2 separate regions of the Homo sapiens genome follow, and region 2 is linked to region 1. The links are chromatin loops, found by intact Hi-C in ENCODE. Cell type or tissue: HepG2. All regions are shown on one strand. Each heading gives the region's core, and the rest is flanking DNA. Links, peaks and the distances in the headings are about the cores only. Region 1 has its middle 37 kb from the start of LINC00517. Region 2 overlaps TTC6 (tetratricopeptide repeat domain 6).

Region 1 (8,345 bases), core at 286-8,285:
TCAAGATAAATGAAGTCCCCATGCAAATTAACTCTTCTGGGGCCTTCCCTACCATTTTGCTAAACATGCCCAGACATACTTGAACCTTAACAGTAGGTAGCATCTAATCCTGCCTCACTCTTGTATCTCACACCCAGGATCCAGTCCCTGTAAATTTTTTCTTCATAAAACTTTACTTTGACCCTTCCTTTCCTTCTCATCTGCCACCACCTTAATTCAAGCTTATCACTTTGCTCCTTGCTGCCTCCAAAGCCCATTAATTAGAATCAGTGCTCATTCATCCTAAAAGCTGCTACCAAAATAATAATCCTTAGACTCTGCCTTGAACACATAGACTGTTTGTAGTACTTTCCAACTTTCAATTGGCCATACGAGTTAGTTGTCATTTACTGGAGAGAGTAGTAGCCTCCAACTCTGTCAACCCACATTCAAACCTTAGCTCTGTGCTTGCATAACTTTAGGATACAATCACTGGCTTTAAGCCTAAATTTCATCATCTTTAAAATGTAATATTAATATCTGCCTCATAAGGCTATGTAAGAAAAAGATAATATGACATGTTTTTCAAATTTGAAAATACAAATGTAAGAGGTAATGTTGTAAGAAGTCCTCCATAATCTGGCCACCACCAACTTTTTCCATTTTTTCTCCAATTATTCCCATTCCCAGCCCTCCTCCCTAGCCTCATCAGTCTGTTTCTTGCCCTTTAAAGGAGTCTGTCACTTCTAGCTATTGCTAGTCATTGGAACAGATTAACCAAACTGTCAGTGGCTTAATACAAAAGTTTATTTATTGCTTACTTAAAACCCAAAACAGGTGTTCCTACTTGGCAGGTGGCTCTCCTACAATGGGTGGTTCAGGGATTCAGGATTCTTCCATCTTTCAGCTCTGCCATCCTTAACATATGACTTCTAGGGTCACTTCAAAAGGAGAGAGAACATGGAGAATCACACGTGGACGGTTGTTATAGGCACATATCAGAGCTCAGAGTCATATAACATCTAATGTAGTCCAGTGGGATATCCAGCAAGATGAGGACGGGTTTGGTGAACGGTTGGCTCCCTATGCAACCAGCCCAAACACACAACCACAATGTATTTTCCGGGATGTATTCCCAGATACACCCTTCAAATGCCAGCTAAGGCCTCCTTCCATTCATGAAGTCCTTCTGGAACAATCTAACTCATAATCTTATACTATAAACTCAAACTCCTAGCACATATTATACTATGCTCTGACTCATTGATCTCCTTTTTGTTAAATCACATACATTTCTAGATCTCTTTCTTCTCAGACTCTGAGATATTTAAATTTGATAGCATGCTTCTTGATGAAACACTTCCCTACATTAACACCCCTGAGTTTAGACTTTCTTCATTCTTCCCCTACGAGACCTATTTTTGGTTCAGTTTTTTCTTCCATTGAATAACTTTAAGAGTCTCCACTCCTCTAAAACTGGTCTTCCATTTGCTCTAACTGTAACCTCTACCCTGATGTCTTCCAAATCTGAATCCTGTCTCACAATCACTCATCCCTACTCCACAGCCACTATTCCAGCTATCTGCAGGATTTCTGTGGTAGCTCATCTCCACAGATCCAAGGATACCTACCGCTCCCTCCCCAGTGAACTACCCCTCTTTGAATCCATGCCCTGGGTATCCCTTACCCCTTCAATCTGGGGCCATCTGTTAATGTGTTAAGTGATAGAAGTGAGATGCTGTGGTTTCCAAAGCTGAAGGTCATAATAATCCATGATGCTTCCACCTAGGTCTCTCTGAATGCGCCCATTCTTGGAACACTCATTGTGTTGTGAGAAGCCCAAGATTCATGCGGGCATCTTGGTTGACAGCCCCACCCATGCTCCCAGCCAGCAGCAAGCAGCACATGCAAGCCATGTCAGTGAACCCAGCAGAGACTTCCAATGACTCTAGCCCCAGCCACCACTTGCCTGCAAGTGTGTGAGAAATCCTGAGGACAGCCCAGCTGAGTGAGTCCCCATCAACCCCTAGAACCATGAGAGATAATGCAAAATGTTTGTTATAAGCCACTAAGTTTTGGGATGGTTAGTTACACAGTAATAACATAACTTGGGTATCTAACCGTTCAGCTTGCCTACAAAATAGGTGTTCTCAGTAGATGCGTTTCTTAGTCAAATAGAAAAGAATTCAACCTTTTCAGGTAAAAGTCTTGACACCATTATTTCCCTTTCCTTCTTCTCTATTCTAACTTACCCACTAGACTGTAAGCCCCATCAGTCTAGAGACTGTGCCTGGTCCCATATCCCCAGCACATTTGCTAGTACATAATACTGACTCAATAAAGATTTTGTAAATAAATTACTGAATGAATTATTTTGGAAATTATTACTGAACCATAAAATTCACTTCTTAATAAAATTTCATGGATTCTCAGTAACAGTTTTTGTTGCCAACTCAACCATATTAGAATAGTTGTTATTGAGTGCATAGGTGCTAGATGTTATATTTATCATCATTTTAACTCTCATAATAACACTACGAGATATACATCATTATTCACTTTTTATAAGAGGAATAAACCAAGGTTGAAGAAAAGTCAAATTCCTGGCCCTATATCACAAAGTTTGAGAGTTTAAGAGTCAAGATTCTTAACCCAGGTCTCTAAATGCCCCGACTTATTTCACTCAGCAAACACTGCTTCCTTATTAATTTTTGTATTTTTTTGTTATCTTCATAGGGCTAGGAACAGGCACACAAAATTATTTTTGGGGGAAATTTTTTTCCCCAAAATTATTGTTTGGGGAAAAAAATGAACTCTCAGGCCACAGATCATGACAATATTTTCTCTCCTCTGCCATCTTCACTCTTTGCCAAAATAGGAAACAAATCAGAAAATATGGAGAGGATGGGGCGTTGTTTTATCTCTCTGCTCTGGGCAGTCACCTAACACAGAACACAGATCCTCAACCCTAGCTTTACAATAGAATCACGTGGGAGCATTAAACATTATTTCCTGCCTGTGAGCCATCCCAGACCAATAGAATTGGAAGTTCTGGTGGCAGGCAAAGGCATTCCTGCCTCTTTACTGCTCTCTGATTCTAAAATGTGGCAAGCCGTGACCCACTGCTGTAGGAATTCTTGCAGTGAGCAGGTAAGGCCCATTATCTATCAGAAAAATGATCCAAGGGTTTGGATGTAACCAACAATTTTCACTTTATGCAGTAGAGTCAGCTCTTGCTTGCATGAAAATGCATACTACAAACTTCTAGTTAAGAGTAGTAGGAAGACTGTGGTCAGGCCTCAAATCTCAACCTCAAAGCCACGAAGCATTGACTGAGAAATAAGCCAACCTCAGTCCAGAGGCCTTGCAAAGTTCTAAAGCCTCTTCAACTGTTAAATCAAGTTTATGTAACCAATTTTCTCCCTATAGATGACACCCAGAATACTACTCACTCTTGTCTGTTCTTTATTGCTTTGGGGAACAAATGAAATCCTATGAGATAAAAATAAGAGTATACTTTGGAAATGGAAGAAAATAAAGGAATTGGATTCAACAGTAATTGTCCACAGAAGTTTGTAGTAATTTTTAAAACTACCAAAATTCTTAAAACCCACCTGCAATTGTGCAATAACTTCCAATTCCCTCTCCTGTTTTCCACCTAAGAACTCAGATACTCAGGTCTCATGAGATGATTTGGAAATCCTTACTCTGAAATCCCTGGAGAAGCCCCAAATTGTAGAGAAATGCTGTTCTCCCTACATTCCAAGTAGCACACTGGGAAGCCTTCCTTCTGTGTGGGCAGGCGAGCTGGCTCAGCCCATCCTTCTGAACGGACTTCTCGTTCTGCTGTTGACAGCATGGAACCGTGTAAACTAAAGGCTTCTTCACATTTATTCATGCAGCTCAGCTCCTGCCCTGTTGACGATCCTAAGCAGATGTGCAAGTGCCCAAAGACAATTAAACTATGATTCATCCTTCAGGACGCCTGCTAAGGCAGGCTGCCTGGCTGTGAGTGAAAACATATTTTAGCAGTAGCTGATTTTTTCCTTTGGTTGAGGACCAAGTCAGACTAGGCATGGCTTTGAAGTTATTTCTGTCTCGGTGGATTAGAGGTATCAAAAGAAGCAGCTCCACAAACCTTTTAACAAATATTTACAATTCTGCACTAAACAACCTCCACTGTACCTTAACCTTTACCGTCTTGTGAAATGCTTGCCAACCTCCCTGCCAAACTCATGCACTTGGCAGAGGAGGAGAGAGGGCAGCAGCTCAAAGGAAATGAAGTACAAAACAGTGAAGCATCCAGTCTTTTTGCAGTGGAGGAGAAACAAGGCCTTGTTGTGCTGGCCTGGCTGCAGACGTGGATACCCTTCCCCTGTCCCCCGTCCTACCCTGTCCCTGCAGGCAGGCACTCCTCCGCCCCCAGAGAGATATTTCACTTGCTCAATCCAGATACTGGAGGGACAACCATATTCACCTCAATCAGTCTTGGGGCTGCCCTAAAGCCAAAGTTTCCAGAGGTGACAAAGGTGGCTCCTATTCAGTGCAGGAAGGACAAAAAACAATAGGCTCAAACTGCAAAAGAGAGTGATTATGAGGATGCCATGTTTGCACCCGTTAGAAGACCACAATACTTTGCATAGTTTATAGTAAGCCTCTCACATTGGATGTATTTTAATGAAAACGCTTGTCACAGAATATTTTGGTTGCTTCTAAAATGCTGTACAGATTACTTAAATGGATGACATCGACATCTTTTTTATTTTTAGGACTCCTCATTGTGAACACAAAGATCTCATAACAAAAATCCATAGAGAATAAAAGGATCAATGAAAGCAGCCAAAAGGCAGGATCCCATAGTTGATGAGGTGAAAAGCGGCAATCCGGCGCCTCTTTCCCCTCTTCCCTGACTTCCTAGGAACAAGTACCAAGTACTGCTTACCTGTGGAGTCAGCCCCATGATGAGATCAGTAGAGGAGACCCATAGGAGGGGTGAGCATTAGTGAGGTCCCCCAAGTGGCTTTAATCAGCAACACAGAAGTCACCAAAGGAAGGCAGAGCTTGAGAGGAACAGATGGCAGCTGCTGACATAACGGCAGCCAGGGTTTGTTCATGAAGCCCACTGACATGGTACCCAGCGACCCCCCTGAGCTTACTGTGAGACTCTAAAGCCTCACAGCCACGATGAAGGCAAGAACCAAAAGTAAATGCCTATATTGTAAACAGGACCACCAGCCTTTACCTCTGTCTTGTATAGCCCAGGGAACAAGCATTAGTAGATGAACTCAAAGATTTGGTGGCTAGGGTTGTAGTCAGGCATTTCATTCATTCACTCACTCAACAAATATTTATACTCCAAAGCACTGGGTTAAATGCTTTGCAAAACAAAAATAAACACAGGTCCTTCCACTAAAAAGCTTACCGTAATCACTAACAATAAGTATTAATAGACGGATCTATAATACAGGTTAAAAAAAGTTTCATCATATAGTTAAAGATCAAACCTGCATTTGGTTCTTGGTGAGGAAGAGAGATGATCTCCAAATTGTGGAATTAAAAAGATTTTGGGTAGGAGCTCAGGATTCCATCAAAAAGTGGGCGAAGGACATGAACAGACACTTCTCAAAAGAAGACATTTATGCAGCCAAAAAACACATGAAAAAATGCTCATCATCACTGGCCATCAGAGAAATGCAAATCAAAACCACAATGAGATACCATCTCACACCAGTTAGAATGGCAATCATTAAAAAGTCAGGAAACAACAGGTGCTGGAGAGGATGTGGAGAAATAGGAACACTTTTACACTGTTGGTGGGACTGTAAACTAGTTCAACCATTGTGGAAGTCAGTGTGGCGATTCCTCAGGGATCTAGAACTGGAAATACCATTTGACCCAGTCATCCCATTACTGGGTATATACCCAAAGGACTATAAATCATGCTGCTATAAAGACACATGCACATGTATGTTTATTGCGGCATTATTCACAATAGCAAAGACTTGGAACCAACCCAAATGTCCAACAATGATAGACTGGATTAAGAAAATGTGGCACATATACACCATGGAATACTATGCAGCCATAAAAAATGATGAGTTCATGTCCTTTGTAGGGACATGGATGAAATTGGAAATCATTATTGTCAGTAAACTATTGCAAGAACAAAAAACCAAACACCGCATATTCTCACTCATAGGTGGGAATTGAACAATGAGATCACATGGACACAGGAAGGGGAATATCACACTCTGGGGACTGTTGTGGGGTGGGGGGAGGGGGGAGGGATAGCAGTGGGAGATATACCTAATGCTAGATGACGAGTCAGTGGGTGCAGCGCACCAGCATGGCACATGTATACATATGTAACTAACCTGCACAATATGCACATGTACCCTAGAACTTAAAGTATAATAAAAAAAAAAAAAGTAGTACACGCAAAGATGGTGCAGAAGGCATTCTCAAGGAGAAACAGTGTGAGTGATGATATTGAGGAGGAAAAAAACATTGGACCTACATTTTAAAGAAAGTAGATGGTTCCATGTGCCTGGGCAATGATGTATAGGAAATAGTGGAAAATGTGGTCAGAAAGTGGGATAGTCAGGAAACGGAGGGCCAAGGGTGCCAGATCAAGGAATCTGATTTTCAGATCATAAAGTAATGGAAATCATGAAAAATTCCTTAGCAGAAGGGTGACTTGATCAGATAATTACTTCAGGAAGGTTAATCCTTGCTTAATGGCCAAGAAAACTCTTGTCAGCAGGGCCGAGTTCACAATCAAACTTTATAGTAACTCTTATCAACAGTAATATTCAGTAGCATGAACAAGGAAGAAAATCCGGTTTTTAATCCCAAAGGTAATTCTTCCTACTGCCCAGAATACTCTCTCAGCCTACCAGCTGTGTTGTGTGCTCAGAGAGTAAAAGTTCACATAAATGACACCTACATCAATCATAATTAAGAAAGTCTGCCTGCTAGAGGGAGGGGCGGGGCAGAATAAAATGCTTCCCAACCACTCTTACCAAGGAGAATGACCTCCAGGGAGGCTTTCTGATGGCCCCACAATCTCTTCCCATCTCAGATGCACTGGGTAGGGGCCATCTTTCATAGCCTACAACTCCAGGTGTATATTCTTAATTTACTCAAATAACTTATAACATCATCAAAATATCTTTATCTTCTATAGGGCTATTTTCCTTGCTAATTATGTAAAACTAATAATAGTAGCACACAGACACTGTGAGTCTTATTTTGAGGCATTAAACATGAAATAAACTCAATATACTATATTTCACATGCTTCTTAAGAATATGAAATGGTAATGGTGGTCACTACTCCATGAAATCTAGCCAACATATATTAGTTGTACTGTAACGTAATAATCTCTATCTATAGAAAATGCTTCTATGGCTCTTACAGCAGTTCATGAATATTTGCTTTTAGCTTCAGAATTGCTTTACAGTTTAACAATAAAAAGAGGGACTTAAAAATTAAGTGTAAGGCTTTTGTCTTTTCAAAATTATAGAAAACATCTTTATTTTAGCAAATTATTTTTAAAATATATAAACAAAATTAAGAAAAATAAACATCTTAATTCCACCATTCAGAGATAATGTACTTTTTACTAGAGAAATAACATTTCATTTTATAAATATTCCATAATTCATTAACCTGTATGCTTTTGTACCTTTAGATGGCTTCCAATGTTTCAATTTTAAAAACAGAACTTGATAAGCATGACCATATCTAAATACTTGCTTAAATTTTTAGTTTTCTTAGGACAAATTTATAGAAGTATAATTCTTAGGTCAAACAGGAGGCATATTTTAAAGGTTTTTGATGAATACTGACAAAGCTTGTGAAAATCCTAAGACCAATTTAATATCCTTTCTGCAATGAATGGGAGGTGATTTTCTTGAACACTGGATATTATGATTATGTTTTATTATTTGCTAATTTGCTAGGTGAAAGTTATGGTTTAATTTGTCTTTAATTACTGATTTTAAAAATTTTATAATGCATATTATTCATGTGATTTCTTCCTTTTTCAGTTATAGCCTTCACCAGAAAATTCATATATTTGATATTTGGGCTTTTTCATTCTTGACAACTCTTTATACATATGCTGCAAATGTAAACTTTTTAATATCTGTTTTTACTATTTTTGTAGCATTTTGATACAAAAAAATAAATTTGTACATGGTCAAATCAATCCACCTTTATCTTTTTTAATTTCTGGATTTGGTGTCAAGTTTTTAAAATCTAGCGTGCTCAAGATTATATAAATATTCTCAAAGTTTTTTATACTGTTCTTATGAATTTGGCATGTAAATTTCTTTAATCCAGTTGAAATTTATTTTGTTATA
Region 2 (8,345 bases), core at 127-8,126, 73 kb after region 1:
GTATTTCTTAAAAGTTATAATTAATTATACTTACCTTTGTCCATTTCTGCTATTTGATAAATAGTAAACTTTGCAAGATCATAATATTTCATCATAAGAAGATATTGTCCTCTGGAAGAAATAATCGATTTTGATTCTAAGCAGCTAAAAATTAACTTTCTAAAATAAAGTTTCTTCTAATCAGTTACTTACAATTTTACAATATATTCATTCTTATTTACTTATGTATGCATAAAAAAGTGAAAATTATAGACATTTTATATAAACTAAATATATCAATTAGCATAGTGATGTGATGAGAAAACTTAGGAAATGTAACACTGAAAGAAAAATACACAAATCTCTTTTTGCAATTATCTGCATTTAAAATGTTATACTTTTTGCTGAGAAATTATTAAAAGATAAAGTTCAAGGCATATAAAAGGAAGGAGGTATCTACATAAATTGCTAAAATGTGGTTCAAGGACAAAGCAAGCCCTTATCAGTAAAGCATTGTCACATTCCATTTCCCAGGTCTATAAATCCTTAAAAGTTTATATTTTTGATAGTGATAACTCATAACTTGCAAAGGATATCTTTATAGAAAGTTCTACTGCATTTGAAATACTGCATGGAAGTAGGCAGTACCTGTAGAAATGGTATACAATTCAGTATGTCACTTCTTTTCACTGAATTAGCAGAGGTTTGTGTTTAGTACACATGCTTATGTTTGATTGTGGACATAATCAAAACAACTGTTCAAAATACGTTACCTTACTCTTATGAGATATGTGATAACCATATGACTAGTCGCTTAAAAAGGTCTCAAAGAACATAAACACTAAACAGGTATATTTTGATGCAAGGGTAGAGCAAAGGGAAAAATCTGGTTATCTTATGTAATAAACTATCTCAAAGTTTAACAAACTGGCTTGCTGGTGGGGAAATGGCAATTGCTGGGAGATTAAATGTAAAATGGGGAGCCTGAAAGGTTCAAGAGGGAACTGAAGATCCCCATTCAATTTCTCTGATGCTAAGTTATCCCAAGAAGAATTCAGTTTCTATGCTCATACCTTCTTATGTATAATTGGATTCCATCTGGCTGAAGGTGGATAGCACGAGACAATTCATTTACTGCCTTTTTCAATTTATGCAACTGTTGAGTGAGAAACAGAAATTTAGCTCCTAATAACATCGATTGCTTCCTTTCTGATATTTATCCTCTCCCACCCTTTCTACAGAAATTTTGCAGGGACATCTCCTAACATACATGTTTTTCTTAAGAATCTACAAAGCAAATGGGATACAGAGAAGTAAAAAGAAAAATTTATGATATATTCTTAGTTTTTAAAAATCATCTATCTTTAATTTTAAATAATAATTATACATATCTACATATACTATTTCACATAAATGTGATTATATAATACATTCTGGATTGTGTACGTGTTTGTGTTCTCTTTTATCATTTAGTTTCCAGTTTTTCTCCCTCAACCCTAACAACTTTTTCAGCAAACCTGATCCATCTTAATCAAGCAGCATGCAGGCTGGTCTCAGGCCTCTAATTCGAGCGCTTTGGGAGGCTGAGATAGGAGAATCGCTTGATGAGGCCAGGAGGTCAAGACCAGCCTGGTCAACATAGTGAGACTCCATCTAGACAAAAACAATAATAGGAATAAAGACTAAGAAATAAAGTAGCATGCAAAGGAGGGTAATATAAAAACTAAAACTCTATTCCACTTAAAAATAAGGGAGGAAAAACAGGCCTGCACAAAAATTAAGTAAATGAATGAATGAATATAACAAAATAAAAAAATGATGAAAAAGTAATCTGCTTACCATCAATATGTAACGAAAAGTAAACATTAATTATTCCCTTAATACTGGTCGCAGAAACTGAATTTGTACAACTTTGGGACAAAATCAACTATCATTGAAAATATTACCAAAAGAGCACTCTACAGACCAGAGCAAAATTAACCTGGGACAACCAACCAATCCTTTTATTGTTACGGCACAATGATGCAAAGAAGCAAATGTACAAAACTAATTTGTGCATGGAAGCAGGCAGTACCTGTAGAGATGGTATAAATGTTTGGAGGAAATGGTGGATGGACTCAAAAGAGGAAACAAAAAAGGAGGAAGTTTGAGATTAGTTTAAACAAATTGGAAAATTTCTGTGGAACTTCATGCCTGCTGCTTCCTAAGCTAACCCTATTCAGGATGGTGTAATTAATAAATCATATAGTCATATGTCCACATTGCTATACCTGTTCTACCAACCATACATGTCTATGCATTGAGGAAATCCTGACTTAAGACAAATGGAGGCTCATTCGCAGATCTCACAAGCTTCCCTGACATTAGACCACTACCAGGTAGCCTTAGATTAGATTTACCCTGGAGGCTGAACCCACATAATGGGAGTATATATTCTTGTACATACATACACAAGGGTTTATTTACAATTGTTTTATTTACATGGAATCGTATTGTACACACTTCACACTCTTTTGTGAGCCCTACTTTTCTTACTTAAAAATATCTCATGGAAAACCTTCCAAGTCAGCTAGCATAGTTCTATTCACTCTTGTCTCCATCTCTGTTACATTCTATGATGTGAATGCACCACAAATTATTCAATCATTACTGCACAGAGATTTTCGTCTCTCAGAACAGCCTTTGACTATATCCTTACACCTTGCTATCATGCTAGTGTTTCCATTTCTCTATGTGCTCAGAGGAAACTCCAACTTCCGCAGATGGTCTTACCTTCATCAACAGGGTTAAGCAAAAGAACCACACACTATGAGTATTGTCCATCCTTTCCCTGACAGAGTCAAGAACTAACATGACCTAGTGGCAACATTGAACCTGCCCTAGGTCCCTACCTCCATTGTCAGCAGAGTAAGGACTCTGAATGGGACTCTAGTCACACTGGGTCCTGAGATGTAGATAATGGAGGCAGAGCCTCCAGGCAGTCCTCTGTGGACATACAGTGTGAGCAAGGAATAAACCTTTGTTTTAATACAGTAATTTTGAAGGTTTGGTTTTTGGGTTTTTTGTTTTTTTGTTTTTTTACCTCAGTATAGCCTAGCTTATCCTGGCTGAAACCAGCATAGACAGGAGACAAAGGTAGAAAGGCAATTAGAAGCTAGCTCCTGTGGGGTCTTGCAGACCTTTGGCTTTTGTAGAATTTAGCTTTTATTCTAAACACAAGCGAAGCTATTGAAGGGCTTGAGCAAAGAAGTGAAATAATCTGACATGTTTTGGCAAGATCACTGTGGCTGCTATTTGAAAATCCATCCTGGTGAGAAACCAGTATTTGGACAGGGCAGTTAGAGGTGAAGTGGTATAAATGGGTGTCTACTTTGAAGGGTAGAGACAAGAGTTAACAGCGTTATCTCTGAAAATCAGATCTGGCTGGAATTGGAGAGGATTTTTCCTATTTATTGTGCTGTTTTAATTTGTCACGGCAGGGGCATATAACATTTATTTTTAATGTGAACAACTTATAAAACTTAAACAAAATTAAAAGTAAGTATGAATGGTCAGTATCCCATTCTATGGTTGGATCCCATTGTATGAACCTACTTACTCACCTGTACACACACACACACACACACACACACACACACACACACACACAACATTGGACCATAGACTCAAATTGTTAATAGCAGCTATCCCTAGAGAATAAAATTATAGATAATAGTTTTTAGTTTATTCCTATCGCATGCATATATTACCTGCAATAAGTATATAATGCTTTTGTAATTAAGAAAAAAAAAGGTATTATTTTCAAAAGTGAAAGACATAAAAATGCACACCTTGAAAGTAGAGGCTTTATAAATGAGTAATTAGAGTTAACTACCAGCTTAACACATTGTTTATAAATGCATTAGCCCCTACAATTAGCTAAAATATGTATATATATTAAAATTATGTTGAACAAATATCCAGAAAATTAAAGTTTTTTTAAAAAAATCAAGGTTCTCGAGCCTTAAATACCTTAAAATAGGTTTCCGCCCGACAAAGATAGCTTTGAATACATAAAGGATCAATTCTAATAGCCTCAGAAAATTGCCAAATAGCTTCCGTGTAGTTATCCAGGTGTAGCAGATGTATGAGGCCAATATTTACATAAGCCAAAGTAATAGTTCTAAAAAAAAATGAGAAAGTGAAATCTTGTTAAACATTTTTAATTATTCCAAATGTTCTCCAATTAGGAATAAACTGAATGAAACAGATGCATCAGTATTCATCAGAGTATTTTTTAATGTTTTACAAAGGAAAGTAAATTAGTTAGCTGCTCTCTATGAAAAACTATAAACACCTTTATGAAACCCTTAGTAAGGAATTAATGTTTTTAAGGTCTGCGCTAGGAACAGAATTCCTGAAGTCTCCTAGACTTTTAGCAAAACTTTACTCTTCTTTGATTTACCTTTCCGTTATCTTGAGTCACAAGCTTAGTTTTTCTCAACTAAAGAGTCTTTACCTCAGGCTATGTTCTATTGGCCACGAGTGACAGTGAGAAACAGTCATATTCAAGGGTTTGGTGGCTTGGGGTTAAAATCCTCTCCACGTACATATTAACACAGCTTTTCTGTATCAAATAAATGTTATTTATCTCTCTTAAAATCAACTGATTTTCAGTAGAGAAATAACCTTAGAAATTATCATGTTTGATGCCTCTATTTCAAAATGAAAACCACCCATCCAATAATCCAACCTCACAGAATCCCTGACCCCTTGCCTAGACACCAAAGTTCCTACTTCCTGTTTTCTGTCTCTTTGAAACTGACACTCTTTTCTTTTTCTTTCTGGCTCAAAAATGTCCAAAAGAAAACCACTGTGGTCATTATGGGAGCCATGCTCCATGAATTTCCTGTGTCAAGTTCAAAGTTTACCTTGGATAGATTAAGTAAACAGTCTGCTGGTTGGCAAGGAATTGGCATGATTAGTTACTCTTTCTGACACCTTCCCTTTTCATAAATCCTTCTTTGGAAAAAAAGGGGAATTTTTAATTAAATTCTGTGATTTACAGTTTGACTTTCTGACTAGTGCATTTAACTTTCAGTCTATATTTCTCCCTGAACATATGGTCTACATGGTATTAGTGTTTTTATTTTGCTTTACTAAACAAAATGAAGCCAGAAGTTCTAAATAGAAGGCTGCCTTCCATTGAGTTGTATCCTGTCCATAGCAATCATACACCAAGCAGAATGTTTTTTCATTATTTTAAAACTTAATGACAGTTTTCCATGAAGTTAATTTCAAAAAGCTCTAGCCTGGGCATCTCCAAAATCCTCAATAGTATTGATTCCTTATCCATAGATTTAACTCCTGTCAAACCCATTTAACTTCTAAAATTTGCAAAAACACCCAAGGCAAACAGATGTTGAGAACAGGTTTTATTTTTGAAGTAATCTTGTTTTTAGAAGTAGTATTCTAATTCTAGGATGACTTTATAAGTGTCTCATTTTTTCTAGGTTATCAATGATGAGGGGAAAGAAACTTTTTCTCCCATTTCAGGTTTTCGATTTTTTACAAAACTGAAATCAATAAATATGAAAAGGAAAACATACCTTTCTAGAGAAATGACAGTTTCAAAGTCACAAATTGCCAGCAGCCAAAGTTTTAGATGTGCATAGACTATTCCCCGATGTAGAAAACAACCAAGATTCTCATAGCCATCATTTATGAGTGCTTAAAAAGTTTAAAAAAATGTATTTCATTCAGGTTCTAAAATAACCATAGGTAAATTATACTTTAGTCTGTAAACTTCCTATTGCTTATTCTCATTTTTTAACATTATATAAAATAGAAACATATCTATGATGAGTGTACTTGTTTGGTAAGTTAAATAATAGTATTGTACATTAAAATGTATTTATTAGTAACAATGTGGCAATTGTGGTTCACAAACTCATTAGAGCTGAATTAAATCCTGATTGGAATCTAGCATAGTCCACTCACCGTATAGGTGAGGAGATTAAAGTCCAAAGGGGGTAAGTACATTGACCATGGTCATGATATACCAGTCAATGGCAAAGACTGGCCTAGAATCCAACTCCAGTCAGAAGGGTGCCATGACCCTTGATGGCCTGATTTTATCAGGAAGCCATCGTTACTGGCCAAGGAACAGGCTTGAGTACTAGTCCTGAAGGCAGAAAGCAGAGGTCAGGCTCACACACAAACCGGGATGGACAAGCAAAGAGGCTACACCAAGGCAAACAGAGCTTGGAGGTAAGGCGGACGGCTTGACTATGCACATCCCAAATGACAGCTATCCGAGATGCGAGATGCACATCCCTAATAATGGAAGGGAGAAAAAGAACCTCCTCTCAGTAATCCAGGTGTGTGACTCTCATCAGTAACCTGTCTAGAGGTCATCTCATGTCTCTCGCCTACTGATTGCCCCTTCACTTTCAAAACATGTTAGTGAATTAGATGGGGTTTCCACAAGTTTTGACAGATATCTTTAAAGCTTCTCATGACATTCTGCCTTAAGGTGCAAAGTTTTGTCAAAATATGCATAATGTTTGCAGTCTAGGACAAAAATATTCACGGTACTGGATTTAGGGAACTATAGCCAGTGTCAGCAATGATCATACACATTAAGGAAGTACAGTCATGCACCACTTAACAGTAGGGATATGTTCTGAGAAATGCATTATTAGGGGATTTCTTTATTGTGCAAAGATCATAGAGTGTACTTTCACAAACCTAGATGGTATATATTTTTATATATATACATATATACAGAATATAGAATATATTATAGAATATACATAGAGTATATACAATATATATATATATATATATAAGAGGAAACCAAATGTCCCAACACCATTAATGAATATCAATCGTTTCCCCTACTTGATCCACAATGCGAATGTCAAGTGCCATATATCAGGTTTAACCATAGTATATACAGTCCGTTTTTGACCGAAACATCATTATGTGGCGCATGACTGTTATCACTTGAAGAAAATCTAACTGCTCAGTTCACAGTATGATTGGCTAGCAATTAAAAAATCAGCTGCAGTTTGGGTGGCTGCTCTTAACAAACAATAAAAAAACTCTTCTTAAGGAAAAAGGAAAAAAAATATTATTTAACCTCTCTGTGCTATGGCTTTCTCATCAGTAAAATGTGAATGAAAATAGTACCGAGCTCCTAGCATTACTCTGAATATTGAGACACTTCTTATTTGGCACTTTAAACAGCACTTTGCAAGTAGCAAAATGCCCAATAAATGTTAGATATCATTATTATTATTATTAGCTTAGCAAAATATCTTGAGAGTCCTTTTTTGTTGCAGGTGATAAAACTCCTTGGGCTGTCTGGTAGGAAAGGATGGAGGCTGAAATCAAGTTTGTCTGCTCTGGATAATTAAATAATAGGAATTTTGTTCAATTATTGTGATAGCCTAGAAGTGGGGAGAGGAGGGCATGAGAAGCCCAAAACTTGTATAAGAGGGAAATATGAGAAAGAGGCCTTTAGAGGAAGATCAGAGAGAAAGGGATGTGGCCAGTGGCAGATGGATAGGGCTGATAGAGCCAGATAAACTTCTAGAAATGGGGGTGGTTTGATCTTCAAATTTAAGTTATCTGTGCTAAATTTATCCTCTGAACCCTAAAGCATTCAGTAACAGATTAGTAGACATAACAGGTTTGTGTTGATGTTACACTGGGGAATGAAGGACAGACCTGGGAAAAAGCAAAGCCGAGAGAACAGTAGCCACAGAAGTGAGGGTGGGCAAAGATGGGAAATCCAGCCAAAAGCTGAAATTGGACTCAAAGATGACGAAAGAATTAGACAGAAATCCTCAGTCCCCTTTCCCAAGAATCACTGGAAATAGAGGGGAGGACACTAGACTCCTGTCAACACACAGAATGAAATTTGAGTTATTTTATTTTAATATTAATTAGAAGGGTGACCTCAGAAGGCAAATGGACTTAAGACAATCAAGTAACTATCACCTTAGCTCTTCTTCCCTGTGGAAATCTAGTTGTCTCTTCATCTCTAGACACTGTCTAATCTAGGATGATGGGATTCCAGAACTTTGCACCCAGGTGAACACAGGCATATCTGGAGTGTTAGACTCAGGCTGGATTTCATCAGTCAGGATGGACTCATTCATTCTGTTGGAGGCTGTTTACTGAGCACTGACTCTATGCTCACAATTGTGCTGGGCACATGCATAAACCAGGAGTGTGCTGATTGAGAGTAACACAGAAATGGCCATTTTTAGCTGTTGGTGTCCTTAGCTACTAAGGATTCTCAAAACCTATTTTTAGTTTAGGGGTTAAAAACTCTGAATTTGACAAATCCCTTGGGCTGAGCCTATGGAGCAGGACAC

Evidence for each region. Peaks named below come from ENCODE experiments on the same cell type or tissue, not always from the same donor. Only the 100,000 strongest peaks of a DNase experiment are listed, where the experiment ranks them.
Region 2: a loop joins it to region 1, with 5 times the contacts of the local background. A loop is called at or near these places in 2 of 110 quality-filtered maps.

Annotation. Positions count from the first base shown.
Region 1 is chr14:37,861,021-37,869,365 of GRCh38, reverse strand. No RefSeq gene overlaps it. Among named protein-coding and RNA genes, the nearest start is that of LINC00517, 37 kb to the left of the region's middle. In HepG2, for the core only: a CTCF peak has its summit at 4,207; DNase peaks (open chromatin) are centred at 3,031, 4,145 and 4,961; H3K4me3 peaks cover 1,608 bases.
Region 2 is chr14:37,788,060-37,796,404 of GRCh38, reverse strand. It overlaps TTC6 (tetratricopeptide repeat domain 6), which reads right to left. Exons shown (of 33, transcript NM_001310135.5): 18 at 5,568-5,688; 19 at 3,991-4,141; 20 at 1,053-1,135; 21 at 35-111. Among named protein-coding and RNA genes, the nearest start is that of LINC00517, 110 kb to the left of the region's middle. In HepG2, for the core only: no CTCF peak of the experiment used is centred there; DNase peaks (open chromatin) are centred at 4,844 and 8,084.